Linked DNA regions of Homo sapiens: region 1 is linked to region 2. Evidence: read pairs that join two places in POLR2A ChIA-PET (ENCODE). Cell type or tissue: MCF 10A. All regions are shown on one strand. Links, peaks and the distances in the headings refer to the core of each region. The heading gives the core; the rest is flanking DNA.

Evidence for each region. Peaks named below come from ENCODE experiments on the same cell type or tissue, not always from the same donor. Only the 100,000 strongest peaks of a DNase experiment are listed, where the experiment ranks them.
Region 1: POLR2A ChIA-PET joins it to region 2 with 13 read pairs; 21 of 35 experiments call an interaction of 5 or more read pairs at or near these places.

The regions. Positions count from the first base shown.
Region 1 is chr1:153,605,221-153,614,963 of GRCh38, reverse strand. It overlaps S100A16 (S100 calcium binding protein A16), which reads left to right and starts at 1,827. Exons shown (of 3, transcript NM_080388.3): 1 at 1,827-2,012; 2 at 6,787-6,965; 3 at 7,272-8,078. The coding sequence starts at 6,813. The coding sequence ends at 7,430. It overlaps S100A14 (S100 calcium binding protein A14), which reads left to right. Exons shown (of 4, transcript NM_020672.3): 4 at 1-709. The coding sequence ends at 79. RefSeq lists enhancers at 5,048-5,761, 5,437-6,636, 8,979-9,743. In MCF 10A, for the core only: no CTCF peak of the experiment used is centred there; DNase peaks (open chromatin) are centred at 1,823, 3,833, 5,573, 5,943 and 2 weaker places.
Region 2 is chr1:153,541,080-153,550,822 of GRCh38, reverse strand. S100A4 (S100 calcium binding protein A4) reads left to right here and starts at 5,017. Exons shown (of 3, transcript NM_002961.3): 1 at 5,017-5,070; 2 at 6,014-6,169; 3 at 6,900-7,202. The coding sequence starts at 6,029. The coding sequence ends at 7,064. S100A3 (S100 calcium binding protein A3) reads left to right here and starts at 1,565. Exons shown (of 3, transcript NM_002960.2): 1 at 1,565-1,642; 2 at 2,333-2,478; 3 at 2,977-3,494. The coding sequence starts at 2,338. The coding sequence ends at 3,141. It overlaps LOC101928034 (a long non-coding RNA gene), which reads right to left and starts at 5,081. Exons shown (of 3, transcript NR_125947.1): 1 at 4,914-5,081; 2 at 1,708-2,402. It also overlaps a transcript of S100A5 not described here. RefSeq lists enhancers at 352-913, 1,477-2,038, 4,747-4,936, 5,087-5,136, 4,947-5,527 and 1 more and a silencer at 1,216-1,510. In MCF 10A, for the core only: no CTCF peak of the experiment used is centred there; DNase peaks (open chromatin) are centred at 1,342 and 5,632.

The sequences.
Region 1 (9,743 bases), core at 266-8,265, 65 kb before region 2:
GGAGTTCAGGAGTTTCTGGGAGCTGATTGGAGAAGCGGCCAAGAGTGTGAAGCTGGAGAGGCCTGTCCGGGGGCACTGAGAACTCCCTCTGGAATTCTTGGGGGGTGTTGGGGAGAGACTGTGGGCCTGGAGATAAAACTTGTCTCCTCTACCACCACCCTGTACCCTAGCCTGCACCTGTCCTCATCTCTGCAAAGTTCAGCTTCCTTCCCCAGGTCTCTGTGCACTCTGTCTTGGATGCTCTGGGGAGCTCATGGGTGGAGGAGTCTCCACCAGAGGGAGGCTCAGGGGACTGGTTGGGCCAGGGATGAATATTTGAGGGATAAAAATTGTGTAAGAGCCAAAGAATTGGTAGTAGGGGGAGAACAGAGAGGAGCTGGGCTATGGGAAATGATTTGAATAATGGAGCTGGGAATATGGCTGGATATCTGGTACTAAAAAAGGGTCTTTAAGAACCTACTTCCTAATCTCTTCCCCAATCCAAACCATAGCTGTCTGTCCAGTGCTCTCTTCCTGCCTCCAGCTCTGCCCCAGGCTCCTCCTAGACTCTGTCCCTGGGCTAGGGCAGGGGAGGAGGGAGAGCAGGGTTGGGGGAGAGGCTGAGGAGAGTGTGACATGTGGGGAGAGGACCAGCTGGGTGCTTGGGCATTGACAGAATGATGGTTGTTTTGTATCATTTGATTAATAAAAAAAAATGAAAAAAGTGAAACATGTTGTCTTGACTGGACACCCCCTCCCTGAGGGTCCACGGGTGAGAGGAGCTTGGGGGTGAAAGGCAAAGTCATTGGTAGGGTGGGGCACGTGGGGCTGGAGTGGTTGGCTGTGGAAGTGAATGGGGACTCACTTTTCCCTATGGGTTTGGGTTGAGGGTGGTACCAGGTCCAAAAGGGCAACATGGTCCTCTCTGAGGGACAGGCTCCTCTTTGCCAATGGGCGGGCCCTCTTATAGGAGAGGAGGGTATGTGTGCACACTTGGGGAAAAGGATATTAGTCCAGGTGTTCTGAGCCCTGGCTGGCACAACCAGGGAAATGGGGTGGGTGGGGGTGGGGGGCGGTTAGAAACAGGCTGACTGGCCTGAGTTTGAATCTCAGATCTGCCACTTATCATTGGAATTTTGGGCATGCTCTTAGTATCAGTTTCCTCATCTGTAAAATGGGGGATATGAATATTACTTCCACAGGATTGCCAGGAGGACAATGCCACACATCATGTAAAGCACTTACAGAGAGCCTGACACATGGTGAGTGCCCAGTGACCCAATATCATTCCCGCTGGAGTGGGCAAGTGGGCCCCTCTTTGGTTTCAGCTGCTGCCCTAGTGTAGGGAGGTCGAGCTGGCCAGTTTCCTTGGGTATCTTAGGGAAACGGTGGGGTGTGGGGAGTTTCCAGAGGAGTCTTCTGGTGTACATGAGGGATCTTAGGGCTGGGTCTCAGTAGAGCTGATGGGTCAGACTAGAGACAGAAGACCAGGGAGCCAGACAGGTCCCTGGCATCTGCCTTCTGATTTGAGCACAGAAGTCGGGCGTTACTCCTGAAACCCCAGTGGCAAGGAGGTTTCTGTGGCCAGTTAGGCTGGCCTGGAATGTTAACTGAACTTGTCTGTTGGGAGCCCCTGAAACTGGGATCCCAGTGACCCAGGTGAGAAAGGCAGGTGATAGTCCTTCCCTTCCTTTCTCTACCCTGTCAGGTTCTGCTCAGCCCCTGCGGGGCTGGGAGGGTGGGGTTGGGGGAGTGCCAGTTTTCACCACTCCCTCTGGGATGGGGGTAGAGGGGTGTGAAAAAAGGTGTGTATCCCTTTAACAAGGGCCCAACCCCAGGGCCAAGTCAAGAAGGAGCTCAGCCACTATCTCCCCACCGAGCCAGCTCAGCGGGCAGGGCTGGGAGGGAGTGGGACAGATTCTGGGAGTGCAGCGGGGAGGAGTCCCGGCTGGGCTGAGCGCAGGGAGCTGCTTGGCAGTGCCAGAGCCCAGGCCCCAGAGCCCTGCTGGAGAGGAGGCAGACTGAGGCAGCAGGTGAGCACCCTGGGCCCGGCCTGGGAGGTCTTCGGCTGCCGGAGGGCCCCACAGTATTGGGAGGCCAGGAGAAGGGGCAGTGAAGGGGGCCTGGGGAGAGGGGCCTGCCAGAGAGCAGGCAGGAAGATTTTGGTAATTATTAACTTTCTCCCACAGGCCAGTTTAGGAATGGGGAGTCCTGGGGGGTTGGGGGCTGGGTGAGGCCTTTAGAGGGATGGATGGGATGGTGAGACCCCCTCCCTGCCGCAGCAGCTGACGGAGCTCCTCTCCAGGGGCAGAGTATTTGGAAGCTTTGACCACAGCTACTCGATCCTCCCCAAAAGGAGAGGACAAATGCGTGTTGGTCTGGGTTGGGGGTGGTCAGAGCTTGGACACAGGCCTTGCTGGGCTCTGGGAGCTGTGTCCTAGGGGAGGTGATGGGGTCCAGAAGGAACCAGGCAGTTTCCAGGGAGCCTGAGATTCCGAGAAGAGGAGGCGGGGGCTGAGGTGGCGTCCCCTCTACCTCACGACCCAAGCAGACCCCACTGTGTTCCAGGAGCTGTTCCTTGAGAGGGATGATGAGATCTGGGAGGAACCCGAGTGAGGCTGTGGGGAGCCTGCAAGCTCCCTGGGAGAGGGAAAGATAGAGAGAGGGGGGCTGAACCTCGGCAGCTCCTCCACCTCAGGACCCAGGCAGGCCCCGGCTTGAGCTGCTTTTCTTGGCAGAGCCACCTGCACTATGGGAGCCTTCCCCTGCCCAGCCCAGTGGGGATGGTGGTGAGGGCAGGGGTGCTGGGGAGCTGGCTCTGCCTTTCCCCACATTCTAGTAAGTGTTGTTGAGGCTGGGGTAGCTGTGTGTGTGTTGGGGGAGGCGGGGGCAAGATCCACACTGAACTCCTCCAACTTCACTTGCCTGGAAAAATTTCAGAGGCTGGCTTCTTGCTCCAAGAACTGAAGTGAGTGGAAGGGTGATGGGTCACCCAAGCAGAGGGGATCAGGAATGGCCGAGGTCCTTGCTCGGTGTGTGTGTGTGTGTGTGTGTGTGTGTGTGTGTGAGAGAGAGACAAAGAGAGTTAGACGCAGAATCCTGTGAGGATGGTAAGGGGTGAGGCAGGGCCAAGCAGGCCCCACTATGCTCCGGGAGCTGTTCCTGGAGAGGGCCTTGTGGAATTGGAGAAAGAACACAGGAAGGAGCAGAGAATGGAACAGCTGAGGCTGGAGAAATTTCATTTGAAACAGCCTTGCTGATAGAGGTGGCATTGTCAGCCCAGTTCGGATGGCACCTTCCCTATATATTGAAGTTAGAGAGGACAAATGAGTAAATGAAAAAGGGAATGAATGAATGAATGTGCAAGAGAGTGAATGCATTATTGAATGAGCAAGTGAATGAATGAGAGTGAATGAATGAGCCAATAAATGAATGAGTAAGCAAACTCATGGTGCCTAAGTGAGCAAATGAATTCCAGGTAGATGGAAGGGACACAGAGAATCCATACTTAGGCTTGACAGTGGGCTAGGCTCTGGAGAGAACAGTGACCAGGAGGGACAGGAGTCTAGGGACACATCCCAACACTTGGAAAAAACTTAAGACTCCAGAGGTGTCTGTGGGGTGAGAAGAGAAGGTGGACTTAGGACGGTGTGGTGGATGTTTGGAGCTCCAGACGGAAGGAGCCTGGGGATGCTAGGGGTGGTTAGGAGGCATTTGGAGGGCGTGGAGCCCAGAACCTGGGGGTGGGAGGGTGGGGCTGGAGTGGCTGGGATCCAGGGGCATGGAGTCAGGGCAATTTGGGCTTTTGGAGAAGTCAGCAAGCTGGGCTGAGGTGGGTGGGGTGGGGGTGGGAGACTGCTTGTTGCTCAATGATGAATCAGCCAAGGGGAAGACAATGAGAACATTGGGGTAGGGCTGGAGGCCTGAGGTGAGAGGGCCCATTGGAGGACACGTGGTCCTCCCATTCCCACATTTCTGGAAGGCTCCTGTGTACACTGTCCACTCAGGCCAGGATCTACCTGTGGCAGGGCCAATGCAGGAACGACCTCCTGCTTGACCTTTCTAGGAAGCGGCTGATGGGATAGAACATCTGCCCGACCCCTGAACCAGGAGACCCGGGGCCTGGCTGGTGGGGGAATGGGGCAGGCGGGAGGAGCAGGTGGCTTGTGGGGTGGGTGGGGTGGCAGATCCTGTCTCCTGGCCTCCAGGGGAGGGAGGCAGAGGAGGATAACGATCCCTGCCTGCCTGCTACCCTATCCTTCCTTCAGAAAAAGCTCCAGAAAAGCACTTGTCAGATGGTTATCTCCAGCACTGTCCATTTTACCGAAGGTGGGGAGCGGGTGGATTCCTGGGAGGAGGGGCTGGGAGCTGAAGCCCTGAGGCACTGGAGCTCCCGCTCTGGGTCTCCCAGTACTCCTGGGAGCAGGTGGCAGAGTCATCTCTGGGGCTCATCTGTGTCTTGGCCACTTGGCTGCTGCCAGAGGCCAAGCAGGGGTTGAGTCATGGTATTGAGGAAGGCCAGGAGGAGACAGCTCAGAGAAATGACTCCAAGGAGGCAGGTGGTGGGAGAGGTGGGCTAGCTTGTGGGGAGAGTGGCAGAGGGAGGTGCACCACCCATTTCCTTCCCTCTTCCTCTCCCTGACCGTTTCCCACAAGATCCCTCATTTAGGGAACAAGGATTGGGATGGTTAAGTGTGGGGAGTTTCTCTGAATTATCTTCCCACTTCCAAGTCTTGGTTGGGAGTGGACTTGGCACAGTCCTTCCAGAAATGGGCACGGTTTTCAGAATCACCTGGAACACTGGTCATGAACCTGAGCCACCTCCAACCCAAGGGCAGCACAGCAGACAGACCACAGGTTGAACAATGGTCTTCCTCTTCAACTGTAAATGTTAAAGTGTTTGTATGAAAGTCTTGCAGCGGTATAGACAGGGAACCACGCAGTTACACACTTAAATAAAAGAATATGGAAAAGCGTGTGGCTTCCTGCCATCCTGGTACTCTGCTCCATCCTCCCAGCCAAGGACCAGAGGGTTTGGGCAGGCGGAGGAGGGAAGACAAGGGCAGGATTTCCCTTCAGAGAAGCCGCAGCCTGACTCTTCCTCTCAACTCTCCTTCCTTCTTGCTTCCTGGCCTGTTCCCTCCTGGTCCCACCCTTCCTTCAGAAGAGGCTTCATGAAAGAAAAAGCTTAAAAGGTGGTCAAGGACGTGCAATACCCGTTATCAGGGCTGGAAGGAGGTGGAATATTTATAGAACGTGTACCTTGAGCAAGGCACTGGACCAGGCAATGTGGGCTGGAGAGATGCAGAGATTAAAAGCAGGGGGTGGTGTATATCCAGGATTGAAAAAACTGTCCTAAAGTCTGAGTCCCGCCGCTTGGTTCAGAAAATACATTGGCCATGTGTAAGAAAAACTATGCTTGTCTCAAGGAACAAGACAGGACCCAGAAAGACACCGTGGCCTCACCAGTTAGTGGGCCCCAGCCAGTGCTAGCTGAGTGGTGATGACAGACACGTCTGTGGGAGTCAGGGAGGATGGCACCCAGTGCAGGGGTCAAGGCAGGCTTCCTTCGGAGGCGTGGCTTGGGCGGGGCGAGAGTGATTGGCAGGCTGGCTGGAGAGGGCAGGGCAGCCGGCATGGGAGTAGGAATGGCCACAAGTGGCCAACGGAAAGCAGGTGGCAGGACAGGAGGCTGTGGTGGGGCCTGACCGAGCAGCCTTTCCTTCCAAATCTGACTGTGGCTTGCTCAGGCCCCTATGGTGGCTGTGACCCTGTTTTGTCCATCTCCTTTCACCAGGACCCGCCGGGTGAGGGTGACTGGAGCACATTCCTGGGCTTGGGGGTGGGAAGGGAGTCTGATTTGCCTGGGGTTGATGTGGGGGGGTTTTGGGCATGGGCCGTGACTCACAGAGTAGATCCAGATCCGCCTGCTCCCCTCATATCCTGTTATTCAGAAGGCTGTATCCGCTTAGAAAGTGTCTTTTGTCCTGGGGTGAGAGGGTGACGCATGTGCCCTCTGGCAGTCTGCTGCTGTGTCCAGAGTCCGACTCCAGCTGGGCTGTAACTGGGCTTGGCCCCCGCCTTAGGTAACGATGTGTGGGTGGGGGTGTTCTTGGGTCCTGCTGTGTATTTAGGGATGGGAATAAGGGAGGAGAGGCTAGCAGGGTGTGGCGGGGTGTGTTGGGAGAGCTGCACAAAATCTGATCCAATTGATCTGGACCTTGTCCTTTCCCATAAGGGGCAGCCAGGTTCTGAGACCCGGGACTCACTGTCCTGGAGCCCGGCAAGGGATTGGGGAAGGCCTACATCTTCCTTTCTGCTTTGTTGCCTGGGGCTGGGGTCTCAGCCAGTCCTGGGAGTGGGAGGCAGTAGCCTCTGCCCCTAACCTCCATGGCTCATCCCAGCTGTCCCAGCCATGCTTGGCCCCGGGAGAGGTGGGCCAGCTGTGGAGCAGGGTGGGAGAACAGGTGGACTCTTCTCTTCCCATGAGAGCCTCTTGCCCCGTAGGGCTCTGACACTAGGGATCTTGCTCCCTAGGGCTGGAACCTGGTGCCTGGGGCTGGGGCAGGGCCTGGAGAACCTGTTGAGGCGGTTGAGCTGGGGAGCACCTGGATTAGAGGAGCCGCATAGTTCTCATTCCAGGGCTCACTCTCCCCCACCCACTCTGTTCCCCTTTTCCTGCCACCTTCTTCTCCAGGGACCAGAAACAAGGCAGGAGGAGGGACCCAGGGCCTAGGGTGGGTGTGGAGGAGGAGGAGGTATGGCCTGTGGGTGTCTCTTCTCATCTCCCCTCCTCCTGGTGTCCAGGCCCCGCCAGCAGGCGAAGCAGGGAGATGTCAGACTGCTACACGGAGCTGGAGAAGGCAGTCATTGTCCTGGTGGAAAACTTCTACAAATATGTGTCTAAGTACAGCCTGGTCAAGAACAAGATCAGCAAGAGCAGCTTCCGCGAGATGCTCCAGAAAGAGCTGAACCACATGCTGTCGGTAAGGCCTCTCACCCAAGGGCCTTGCCTCCCTCTCCCCTTCCCTCCCCTGCAAGCCTCTGGCCTCTGAGGGTGTCTTTCCCTGCTGAGGCCTCTATCCTTCCAGTGTCCCCGCTAACTCCAGGGTCTTCTACACCCCCAGGCCTCTGTCTTCTCAGGATGCTTAGGCCTAGCCAGTGAGGGCTATATTTGCATTTCCCAAGGGAAGCAGCTGTGCAGGCCAGATCCTGGGTCTCTGCCTAGGGTCCTGCCTGGAGTCTCTCTGGGGCTTCCACCATCAGCATTGCTGACCCTGCTTCCTCCCCAGGACACAGGGAACCGGAAGGCTGCGGATAAGCTCATCCAGAACCTGGATGCCAATCATGATGGGCGCATCAGCTTCGATGAGTACTGGACCTTGATAGGCGGCATCACCGGCCCCATCGCCAAACTCATCCATGAGCAGGAGCAGCAGAGCAGCAGCTAGAGACCCCTTTGGCCACACCTTCCAGGCACTGGCCTGATGCCCCGCCCTGGTGCTCTCCCCAGGCTCCCTCCTCAGCCTCCTGCCCACCCAGGGCCCTTTACTCTCTTCTCCCTCCAGACCTTCCTCTGACCCTTGCTGAACTGGGGTCCCTTTGTGAGTGTCTCAGTCTAGAGGTACCTCCCTCCCTGGGGGGTCTCAGCTCCTGGAGTCGCAGGCCCTTGGGGCCCCTCTGTGAGATCTCAATGCTGTCTGGGGACCCTAAGAGTTTTCTCACCTGTTCAGTCTCATCTAACCTTCCAATGTCTGATGTTCCTGCCAAATTCCTGCCTGATTCTGGGTCCGTCCTGACCTCCAAAGGTCAGCTTGGTGCTTGAGGTCTCCCTGCTCTTGGTGGCAGTGGTAGCAGCAACAGCAGCAGCAGCAGCAGCAGCAGCAGCAGAGACCTCTCCACTTTCCCTTAGCCCCTCTGCTGGGTAGAGAGGCACTTTCAGGGACTTCCCTCCAGCTGCCTCTTCATCTGGGAATGAGCTAAGCAAGGCTGAGCCTCCTCCTGTTGCTTGAAATAATGATGATATAAAGGCTGGATTTGGAGTTTGTATCCCCTGGTCCCTCTGGGATGCTCATTAAAACCTTCCCACTCCTTGGAAACGTTTTATGCTTTGGTGGTCTTAGCCCTTGGGCCCTGTGATAAGAGAGAATCTCACAGAAGAACCTCAAAGGCAGAGCAAGAAAGGAGCCAGAACTCCTAAATTCCAACAGGCACTGTCAGCTGTGGGCCAGCAGCTCCCTCCATCCTCCTCCATAAAGGGCCAAAGGCCTTAGGTCACCATCTCTGGGCCCTTTTAGCCCAGACTCAGACTCAAATTCAACTTCCAGGCACACTGTAAGTCCCGTTTAGTCCTCACTGCAATTCCACGAGAGAGGGACCATGACCCTTAGTCTTTTTTTTTTTTTTTTTTTGGAGCGGAGAGTTTAATAGGCAAGAAGGGGCAAGACGGAAGGGAGAAGGAAGAAGCTCCCCTGTACAGAGACAGAGGGACGGAGGCCCCAAAGCTGAGAGAGGGAACCCCACCTGCCACAGATACCATCTAGGTATATATACAGAGGCTGGAGGAGGAGGAGTCTGATTTGTATAGGGCTCAGGGGATTGGTTTGACTATGCGTGTCATTCACGTAGCCCTCGGAAAAAGCTGGCCCTCACACCCTAGCCTTTTTTTTTTTTTTTTTTTTTTTTGAGATGGAGTTTCACTCTTGTTGCCCAGGCTGGAGTGCAATGGCGTGCAATCTCGGCTCACCGCAAGCTCCGCCTCCCGGGTACAAGCAATTCTCCTGCCTCAGCCTCCCGAGTAGTTGAGAATACAGGTATGTGCCACAATACCCCGCTATTTTTGTTGTATTTTTAGTAGAGACGGGATTTCTCCATGTTGGTCAGGCTGGTCTGGAACTCCTGACCTCAGGTGATCCGCCCGCCTCGGCCTCCCAAAGTGTTGGGATTACAGGCGTGAGCCACCGCACCTTGCCCCACCCTAGCCTTTTAATATGCAAATGCAGGTCTACACACCTGGGGATATGTGAGGGCAGCCACATTGCCAGGAACATGTGGGGAAAGGGCAAGAAGGCCGGGGGAATCACCATGTTTGGGTGGACCCAGTTTCTAAGGGCTTGCATTTGCATATCAAAGGTTGCCAACCTGGCTCTAAGAGCCGGGGCTTTACAAGAAACTTTTCTGGAGATGCTTCAAAAAAATGAAAACTCCAGCCTGACCAACATGTAGAAACCCCGTCTCTACTAAAAATACAAAATTAGCCGGGCGTGGTGGCGCATGCCTGTAATCCCAGCTACTCGGGAGGCTGAGGCCAGAGAATCGCTTGAACCCAGGAGGCGGAGGTTGTGGTGAGCCAAGATCGCACCATTGCACTCCAGCCTGGGCGACAAGAGCAAAACTCCGTCTCAAAAAAAAAGAAAAAGAAACAAAACAAAAAACTTCCCAAGGACCCAAGGACCCATTTTCCTCTCTATCTGCCTAAAATAATTTCTTAATAACTCCTACAACATTCCCCCCTGTGGAGATGCCACACTAACTGCTGTTAGGGAGTTTTGGGCGACGACTCCTTCTGGCTACTTCTTGTTGCAAAAGGGCGTCGAATGGGGAAGAGCAGCTAGGGCTCCTCCTGGGGTCAATCTAAGGGTCCTCAGAAGAATGATGTGTCTATGTGTGGTTCTGTTTACAGCACCATTTGGAGTTTGATTGCTTCTAGATGAGAAGAAACAATTTGAGTTATAGTATTGTGTATACAGGGTCCAAATATCAAT
Region 2 (9,743 bases), core at 843-8,842:
TGCCACCCACAAGACTTCAAGGAAAGTTGTTTTGGTGCTGAGCAGAGCAGGGGAAGAAGGAAAACAGCCCTTAAGGAGCTCCAGCCACTGGCCAGCCTTCATGTGACTCTAGCCCAAATTCATTCCCATCACCTGGGGTGGAAGGGCCAGAAATCTCAAGCTTAGACTCTGGAAGTGCCCCTGGGAGGAACACACCTCCTTCCTGTGCCTCAAAGACATCCCACCTGATGATTTCCCCCCTGGGAAGCAAGCAGTTCACAGCCAAAAGCTGGGATCTGGTCAGGCAAGTTCAGACTTCTCGTCTGTAAAGGGGAGGCTTAGCCACGTGCTCTCCAAGTTCTACCCGGAATAGAGATTTGTAGGGGTGCAACCTGAGCGAGGCAGAAGTGTGTCCCCACTTGGTATTCTGGGGGCCTCTGCAGAGTGAAGAGATGGGGCTGTGATGTGATGGATAAGCCAGACTGTCTCCTCCAACTGAGCTGGAAGGACTTGGCAGGAGACTGTCCCCTGTTCCCAACTCTGGGGGAGGGCAGATGGGGAATGAAAGGGGAGTGGTGTCTGAGCCCAGACTGGCCTTTGATGTGTGCGTGGATAGGTGGGCAGGTGGGGCCTGTAATGGGTCTGCTGAGGGATCCCTGAGGGCATCCTCAGTGTTGACCTACTTGTGTCCCCCATAATTGCTTCCTTCCTTTCTTGGGAGGCTACAAATAGTGACGCCCTGTCTCTAAGCTCCTACAGCTGAAACGCCAGCACCAGTGGTGAGTGCCAGCTGCTTGGGTCCTGCCCTGGGTTGAGTGTCAGGGCAGTTTGGGGACCCCCAGTAGCCAGCCTGACTCCTGACCCAGGGTCTGGCATTGGAAGCAGAGAGATGACCACAGGCGGGCCTGACACGGGGAGGGAAGTCAGATATAGTGGACGCAGAGGTTTCCTTACACAGTGAGGGGCTGTTGGGGAAGTTTGGGCAGGGAGGTGTGTAGAGCTAAGGTCTGCCTTGGGGTGGGAGCACTGGGCTCAAGGCTCTGGTCTTCCCCTTGATCAGGCCCCTCACCTGCTCCTTGCCTCCTTGCTTCACCTCTGAGTCTCCTCATTTCTGAGGATCATGGCCCTTTCCTCTCCTGGGAACCTGGACACCTTGCTCTAATCCTGGGGTGTTTACAATGAATTAAATCCTGGCAGTGCTTGGCACTCCCCACTCCCCTTCCCCTACTTTCCTGCCAGCCACAACCATGCCAGCCATTTGCTCCCAGCAGGGGGCCCAGCAGTGGGCAAATCTTCAGGGAGAGTCTTGGCCCTGGCCGCCCTGTGCTGCAGGACTCTTGTCCCGTGGGGGAATCAGGAGTGAGTCACTGGGCTAGCATGGAAAAAACTCTTGCCTTCCTGGCTGCCTTCGGGTTTTCCCAGGCTGGAGGCATCATCCCAGAAGGGCGGTGGAAGGGGACAGTGGAAGTGGGGGGAGGTGAGCAATTCCAGGAAGGGCTTCCCCTCCAATAGAACAGAGTATCCCTATACAGAACCTCCCTGCTCAAAACCCCCAGGGGTCGGGAGGGTAACCTCAGGGGAGGCCAGTCTCAGATTGGTAAACACCCGAACTGGTCAACTCTCAAGAGACCATCTGGTTCAGGTTCCTGACTGGGCCAGCGAGGTGAGATGAACCCCAACTTACAGATCAGGCCCCGCCCCTGAGACCCAGAGAGACAAATGGCTCACCAAGGTTGCACAGCTGGCGACAGGCAGAGAGGATCCCACAAGTTTTTCTTCTGGGTGCAGCTTCCTCGAGTTCAGGGCAGGAGGCAGGGTGAGGGCAGTGGTGGTGAGGCTGTGGGGGCGCCTCTCAGACCTGCCCCTCCCTGCTAAGGCCTAGCTTCTCCAAGGGCTGAGGGCAGAGAAGCACAGGGCCAGGCTCTCCTTGTGCAAGTTCCTGCAGGGAGGGAGGCTTCTAGGGCATCTCATGGGCTGGGGCAGACTGGGACCGAGCCATCCCTGGGTGTTGGGGATAAGAAGAGGTGGCAGATAATCTGAGAGTGCTTAAGGAGCCCCACGGTGGGGTGTGTGGGTGGTGGGGTAGGATGCTGTCTCTCTGAGGAGTTTACAGCGATGTTGGGGCAATGAGACCTCTACATGGGGAAATAACAACAGGACAGCAGGGGGATAAATTAGGAGGGGCTGGTGTGGTCTGGGAGGGCTACTCAGAGGAGGGGGAGACTGCGGGGCCTGAAGCCTGATGGAGGTTAAGATGGGTCTGGGAACAGTCTCTGAGAAACACAGAGGGCAGAGGTGAGCTGGGGGGCTGGCCTGGAACTCTGCTGTGAGCCACACCCTTGTTCTGTGACAGTGAGGATGGCCAGGCCTCTGGAGCAGGCGGTAGCTGCCATCGTGTGCACCTTCCAGGAATACGCAGGGCGCTGTGGGGACAAATACAAGCTCTGCCAGGCGGAGCTCAAGGAGCTGCTGCAGAAGGAGCTGGCCACCTGGACCCCGGTGAGCAGTCAGAGTGTCCGTCCCCTCCTCCTCCGGGGGGAGGCACTGCCTAGACTCTGCAAAGAGAGACCTGGGGACAACAAGCATGAGCACAGGACAGCAAGGGAGGGGGCTGGATTGTGAGGAGGGAGTGGGAGGGGGAGAACTGACACAGCAGAAACCTCAGCTTCCTCATCTGTAAAATGGGATGACAATCATCCCTGCTGCCTTGCAGAGCTGTTGAGAGGACTGAGTGAGAGCACCATGAAGAATGCCTAACACTTGGTAGGCACTCAGTAGCAAATAGTAGGTGCTCGATTAATAATCTGAGAGGACAGATTTGGGAGGGGATTGCAACGAGTGCATTATCAGAGCAGGGAGGTTGAAGTCGGCCCTCAGAAGGGTGTAGTTTGGGGTGGGGTGGGTCCACTTGGGAGAGGAAGGAGGGAGGTGGCGTGTGAGGCTGTTCTGCCCTCCTCATCCTACTCCCTTACCTCTCCCAACCCTTCCCTTGCACAGACTGAGTTTCGGGAATGTGACTACAACAAATTCATGAGTGTTCTGGACACCAACAAGGACTGCGAGGTGGACTTTGTGGAGTATGTGCGCTCACTTGCCTGCCTCTGTCTCTACTGCCACGAGTACTTCAAGGACTGCCCCTCAGAGCCCCCCTGCTCCCAGTAGCCTCTGCTCCAGGGGGTGCGCTGGCTGTCGGGGGCTGGGCATGTCTCCCACACCCCCTCCTACCCTCTCTCCTGTACCCCTTTCAATCTGGACTTGCCCAGGTCTTCTGCGATCAGTTAACCCATTTTACCTAGGAGGCCCAGAGATGTGAGGGCTCCTTCCTCAGGATGCCCAGCGAATGAGGGGTAGAGCCACTCTGGGGCCCAGCCTGCCTGCCGCACCCCTGTGGCCTCCCTTGTGGATGGGAGGAGGCGGGATCTGCTCTGAGGCCCTCGAGGCTCAGCAGAGCGTGCACCAATGAGACCACGATGGGAAAGGGCCTATTTAACTCCTAATAAAAAACTGGCATCAGCTTGGTTTTGTTTGGTTCTTCTCTGAGGACGCGTCTCCTGAGCTCTTTGCTCCTCTCTGGCCTTTTCCACTGCGGGAAGGCAGCTGAGGGCAGGGGCAGGGTGCTCCCTGAGGGAAGTTGCAGACCCTGCAGAAATGCAGTGGCCTCCAGGGTCCAGCAGGAGGGCGTGGGGACAAAACAAGGACCCCTGTCCTCCCTTCCTCTCTCTCTTTCTTTGGGATCTTTGAGAGAGGACTGCCTGAGTTTCCCCTGGGACTCAGTGCTCATGGTTGGAGGAGGGTGGGGCCGTGGGTGCAGTGGGGGTGTTTGTTCCCTGCCTCGGGCTGTGGGAGCCCAGAGAGCAGCACTAATGGGATTAGGGTGTCTGAGGTGTTTCTCCCAGCCAGGAAGGGGTGCTCTGTATGGAGGGGTAAGGGAATAACTTGAGCTAGCCCCTATCCCTGAAGCCGCAGCCCCCTGAGGGCCTTAACCCCCTACTTCTAACCCTCACTGGGTTTGTAGCCCACCCTGAGAGGTTGACCCGAATTATAACTCCCCTATTTCATGCCATTTCACCTCTAACTCTCCACCCCAACCTGGATTCTTCATTCCTGACACTCATCCCAACTTTAAATGGCCCCTCCTGATACCCTCTCCGAACCTGAGATCTATCCGTGAGCCCCCACGCCTCACTGCCACTCCACTCCATCACTACCTCACCCAGGACCTTTCCCACTGACGTTCCTGAGGTGGTCCCAGAGCCTCCTTTGGGTGTGAGCCTGTTCCCCTCCAGATCCCCCCGCCCCGACCCTGAGCCTTACTTGGCATGGCAGACAGTACCGGGCATGGGGATCCCCACCCCAGTTTTTGTTTCTGAATCTTTATTTTTTTAAGAGACAAGGTCCTCTGTGTTGCTCAGGCTGGAGAGCAGTGGCTTGAGCATAGCCAACTGCAGTCTCGAACTCCTGGGCTCAAATGATCCTCCTGTCTCAGCTTCCTGACTAGCTGGGACTACAGGCTACAGCCATGCTGCCCAGCTAATTAAAAAAAAAAATTGTTTTTCCTTTTTATAGAGACAGAAGTCTCTCTATGTTGCCTAGGCTGGTCTTGAACTCCTGGCCTCAGGCGATCCTCCCATCTCCCCCCTAGCTTTTGTGTCACCACATTTCCAGGGCAATCTCCCACCTGTCACCCACCACCCCCTGCATCTCCTTTCCTAGGTCCCCATGGGACTACTCCCTGTCCCCCATGCTCCAGGCACAGGCTGCCCCTTCCTCCACCTCTCTAAAACTCAGGCTGAGCTATGTACACTGGGTGGTGCCCATCTCATCCAGTCCCCTGCTAGTAACCGCTAGGGCTTACCCGTTACCCACGGGTGCCCACCTGGGAACAGGAGGCTTGGTTCCACGGCTGGGCTGGTGGAGGGTGCTGTGGCACTTACCGCATCAGCCCACAGCAGGAAGGCAGTATCCGCTCTCCCCTGTCCCCTGCTATGGGCAGGGCCTGGCTGGGGTATAAATAGGTCAGACCTCTGGGCCGTCCCCATTCTTCCCCTCTCTACAACCCTCTCTCCTCAGCGCTTCTTCTTTCTTGGTTTGGTGAGTTGTGTTGGCCTGACTGGCATGCAAGGGGTGTCAGAGGCCAGGGCTGGGGAAGGAGAAGGGGAGGCTGGTGGGGGCCAGATGTGCTAAAGAGATCCAGATGTGAGATTCTGATGTGGAACTCTGGGTGGATTGTGTGCGTGGGTGTGCATGGCACACACACACATGCACGTAAGACGGAGGAAAAAACAAACAGAAAAGTGAGCAAGTGACTGAATTTGAGCTCTCCAGGTGCTTCTGAGATGTGGGCTTGCACACGCTGTTGCTATAGTACGTGTTGGTATGTATGTGCCTGTGGGTATCTGCACTGGCTCATGTTTGCTGGGTTGCGCACTCGGGAGCAGGAAGCAAAGGAAAGGCAGAAGGCAACTGTGGGCCTTTGTCTGGTGGTGTGCCCCATGAGCCTCTGCCCTGCACGCAGCAGCCCAGCTCGAGAAGGTGCATGGCCTCTGCAGCTTCTCTTCCAACCCTTGCCTCTGCCACCTCACTTTGCCCCTCCCCATGCTGAGAGCTAAGCGGCTGTGCTGGTTTTTTCCACTGCAGGCCCCTGGGCAGGCCTCCAGCAGCCACACCCAGTTCTGGGAGGGAAAAGAATGGCAAGGGCGGGGCCTTTGTGGCTGAGCTGTGGGAGTGGATAGACTGAGTGAGGGGTGGAAAAAATGCTGTTGTTGAGGCAAGGCCTGGGAGGCCCTGGGAGTTTGCTGCCCGAATCTCCAGAGCTTGCGCAGCGGATCTTGCAAATGTTCACTGCCCAGAGCATGTGTTCCCCACTGTGCACACCCTCCCAGCCAGGTGCGGGGGCCCACTGCTCTGGGCTCCCCCAGGGAGGGAGCAGAGTCTCGCCAAGTGCTCCTGGAGGGATGGGAGTGGAGCCTGGCATTCTGAACACATCTCTGAGGGGTGGGATTAATAAGACGGTCTCTGTGCCTCCTGCTCCCAGATCCTGACTGCTGTCATGGCGTGCCCTCTGGAGAAGGCCCTGGATGTGATGGTGTCCACCTTCCACAAGTACTCGGGCAAAGAGGGTGACAAGTTCAAGCTCAACAAGTCAGAACTAAAGGAGCTGCTGACCCGGGAGCTGCCCAGCTTCTTGGGGGTGAGTGGGTAGTGCCTGAGTGAGTCCCCACGTGGGGCATTTCCCACAGAGGAGGGCAGCAGTCTTGCTCTAGAGCATTAGCTACAGAGGGCATCTATCAGTGGGGTGGCTGCCTGGGGTGGAAACACATTGAACACCACCACTCACTGCCTGGCCCCATGCTGAAAGAGGGCTGAGAATGAATGGGTCAGACACTGCCAGGTGCTTTGCACAACTTAACTGAAGGGAAGACTAAGCTCAGAGTGCTAAGTAACTTCCCAAGGTGGTCAGTGTACACAACTGCCATCCGGACCGGGACTGTCTGACTCTTGCCATCACTCCAACAGTGGACACTGTTTGAGTTTCTATTTGGCTTGTAGATGTGAAGACACAGATGTGGAGATGATCACAGGCCTGCAGACGTTCCCTTCAAACAATAACAATGTATATTTGTATCAAACATAACACAGTTTATATATTGTTTTCATGACTATTACTACCTCATGGGATTATTAGAACAACCTTGGGTGAAAATGTAGTGGTCCCGTCATTTTTCCATTGCACCAGGTACTCAGACTTCCTTATCCAAGGAGCACCTTCTCCACCCTAGCTTAGCCTTGAGGGTTGGAGTTCCAAACTGGACCTCCCAAAGGAGCCTCCCTGAACTCTGGTCTGGGAGTAGAAACTGGGTCTGGTCCTGGCTCCACCCACTGGGCTTCTGTTTTCTATCTGTAGCCTCTTCTCCCTCCAGAAAAGGACAGATGAAGCTGCTTTCCAGAAGCTGATGAGCAACTTGGACAGCAACAGGGACAACGAGGTGGACTTCCAAGAGTACTGTGTCTTCCTGTCCTGCATCGCCATGATGTGTAACGAATTCTTTGAAGGCTTCCCAGATAAGCAGCCCAGGAAGAAATGAAAACTCCTCTGATGTGGTTGGGGGGTCTGCCAGCTGGGGCCCTCCCTGTCGCCAGTGGGCACTTTTTTTTTTCCACCCTGGCTCCTTCAGACACGTGCTTGATGCTGAGCAAGTTCAATAAAGATTCTTGGAAGTTTTGAGGCTGATGGTTTGAGAGACTCTGGGGGCGTGGGTTGGGGACTGAGGGATATGTTGTGGGGTGGTGGTGGGGAGAGCTGGGAGTTGAGCTGAAGTTTTATGGACAGCAGACCAGTGAAGTTAGGGGAGGGATGCAGGGTGACTAACAGTGTGTGTGCACAGGCAATAGAGTTCACTCGGTGTGGTCAAAGCCGAGAAGGGGACCCCTCACCACCCCCCTGCCAAGGTTTGGAAGGTCCCAGCTGTGGGATCTCAGCCAGCCCACTTACCCCTCCCACCTCTCTCCAACCTTGCCTCTGGCAGGATCTTGAACCGAGGCTGGAATTGAAGGTCATATCTGTTCCTGGTTGGGGTCTGGAATGGAGTTTGGGTGTCCTGGGAGTAAGTCGGAGGGAAAAGAATAAGGCTGAGTTGCAGGGAGGAAGTATTTAGGCGAGAGTGGGATGGGGAGGAGGGCTGGCACTCAGTGCTGACGTTGACAGTCCAGGCCCTGTCCTGCCACCCACTTCCAGATCATTGGCTTCAAACCACAGGGATGGATTAATCCTTTCCTGTGCGTGGTAGGATCAGGGAGGGCAATGTGGAGGGAGACCCGCTGTTTGCAGCAGCATGAGAATATAGGCATTCTCGAATCCACCGTCTCTGCCATAAAGGTCCCTGGATGAGATCTGTTATCAGTCAGGAATCAAGCTCCTTCAGAGAAGGACAGGGGACCTCAGAAGAGATGAGTGGGGGTCAGTGGCTGGAGTGGGAGTGAGGCAAATGGTGGGAAGGTGACCATAGTTTTGGAGACAAAATTCCACATATATGATCTGACAAATGAAATTGAGATTATTTTCCCCCCAGAAAATATAAGGCATGATATTGCTTCCCCTTAGGTAGGTTCAAGGCCAGTGGCTCCAGGGTGCAGTGGTGGGTTGAGGTTAGACTTCAAGGCCATGTCTGGGTGACTCAGGGATCTTTTAGGAAGAGGTGCATGGAGGTCAGGTGCAGAGGCTGGAGGGCTTTGTCCCACTGACCTCCTCTTGAGGGTCCTCTTTCCTCTCATCACATGGGGCTTTTCTCTCAGGTTTCAGAGGAGTGGGGCAGGTGACTCAGATGTTCCCGCAGGGTTTGAATACAGAGACTTGGGAGGAATTTCAGTTCAGGAGAAAGTCTGCTGCCTTCCGCTGCCCTCTCCATCCACCCTCCCTGGGAGCGCCCTCCCTGGGGCCTCCACCCAGGTCACGCTCTCCTTCAGAGATGCCTACTGCATAGCAACCAATCCCTGCTGCCTCTCCAATCTTGCCAGCTGGGGGTGGGGTGGAGTGGGGAGCAGTGGGGAGGCCCCCCAGGCTGGGGTGGGACTGCAGCAGTGATAGGTACTACACCCTGAGCCCAGGTCTGTTCTTGGACTGGTGGTAGAAGTATGTTGTTCTACTGTGGTAGAACGATGTCTGAGTGTCTCCTGGGATACAGGAAACTCTCCCTGGCCCCTACTTCCTCCTTGACTGCAGCCTGAACCTGAACCCCCCTCCCCAATCCACAACCTCTACCCCAGTGCTGGGCCTTAGCCCTTCGCTGGACACCTTCCCTATTCCTGATTCTCAGTCCTCCATGCCAAGAGTCTCCGACGAGCCTTTCCTGTGAAGAGCAGTGAGGCCTAGAAGAAATCGTTCATTTAAAAGCCCTTTAAAAACCTCTGGGCCCATATTAGCTCATGACCTTGACCATATCCTTCGCAGAAAATATCTTCCTCCACTGATCCCCATCTCAAGGGCTGTCTTCTCTACTCCTGGAGTGGGTGGCAGGATGGGTGGGAGGGGCCCGATGTGGAGAGCTTCCTAGGACACGGGGAGATGGTGCCCTGTGTTTGTCCCACACTTCTGAGGTTTTCTTTCCAGGACAGCCTGGTTTCCCTTCTTCGGCTTATTGTTCCATCAGATTTCAGATTTTGAGTTCTGATTTTTGGTCAGAAGAGTAAAGTTTCTGGGATTGGGGACGTGTGTGCTATGGGAACTCAGTGTGTCCCCAGCCCTTGTTTGTAAACAAGGAAGGTGAGATTGGCAGAAGGGGTTTCTCCCCAGCTCCATCCCGGGAGGCTCTGACGTGGGCATCCTCAAGTCCCCAACAACTTCTCATGGGCCCTTTCTCTCCCCTGGATTCCTAGGGACAGAGATCAGGGAAATAAAGGCAGAAGGCAGTGAGAGGGAGGCTATGCCTGCTGCTTGGATTCTCTGGGCTCACTCCCACAGTGGTAAGTCCTTCCTTCCTATGTCTCTGTTCATCTGATATCTGGTGGGTCACGCTGGATGATGAGGGTGACAAGTGGTGGTGACCTCCACCAAGGAGGCCTGGCCCCACAAGCGGGCATGCGCTCAGGGAGAAGAGGGCAGAGCCTTTGGAATTTCTTGAGAAATGGCTCTGGGGTGGAGGTGGGGGTCTGGACTAGCCAGGATGCTCCTGCAGGTGCACAGAGTCCCTTGCCTTCAACTGTGGTCCCAGCTGAGTCTCCTTGAGGTGGGAGAGGCTGAGGTTTTTGTGGTGGGAGAGGAATGATGG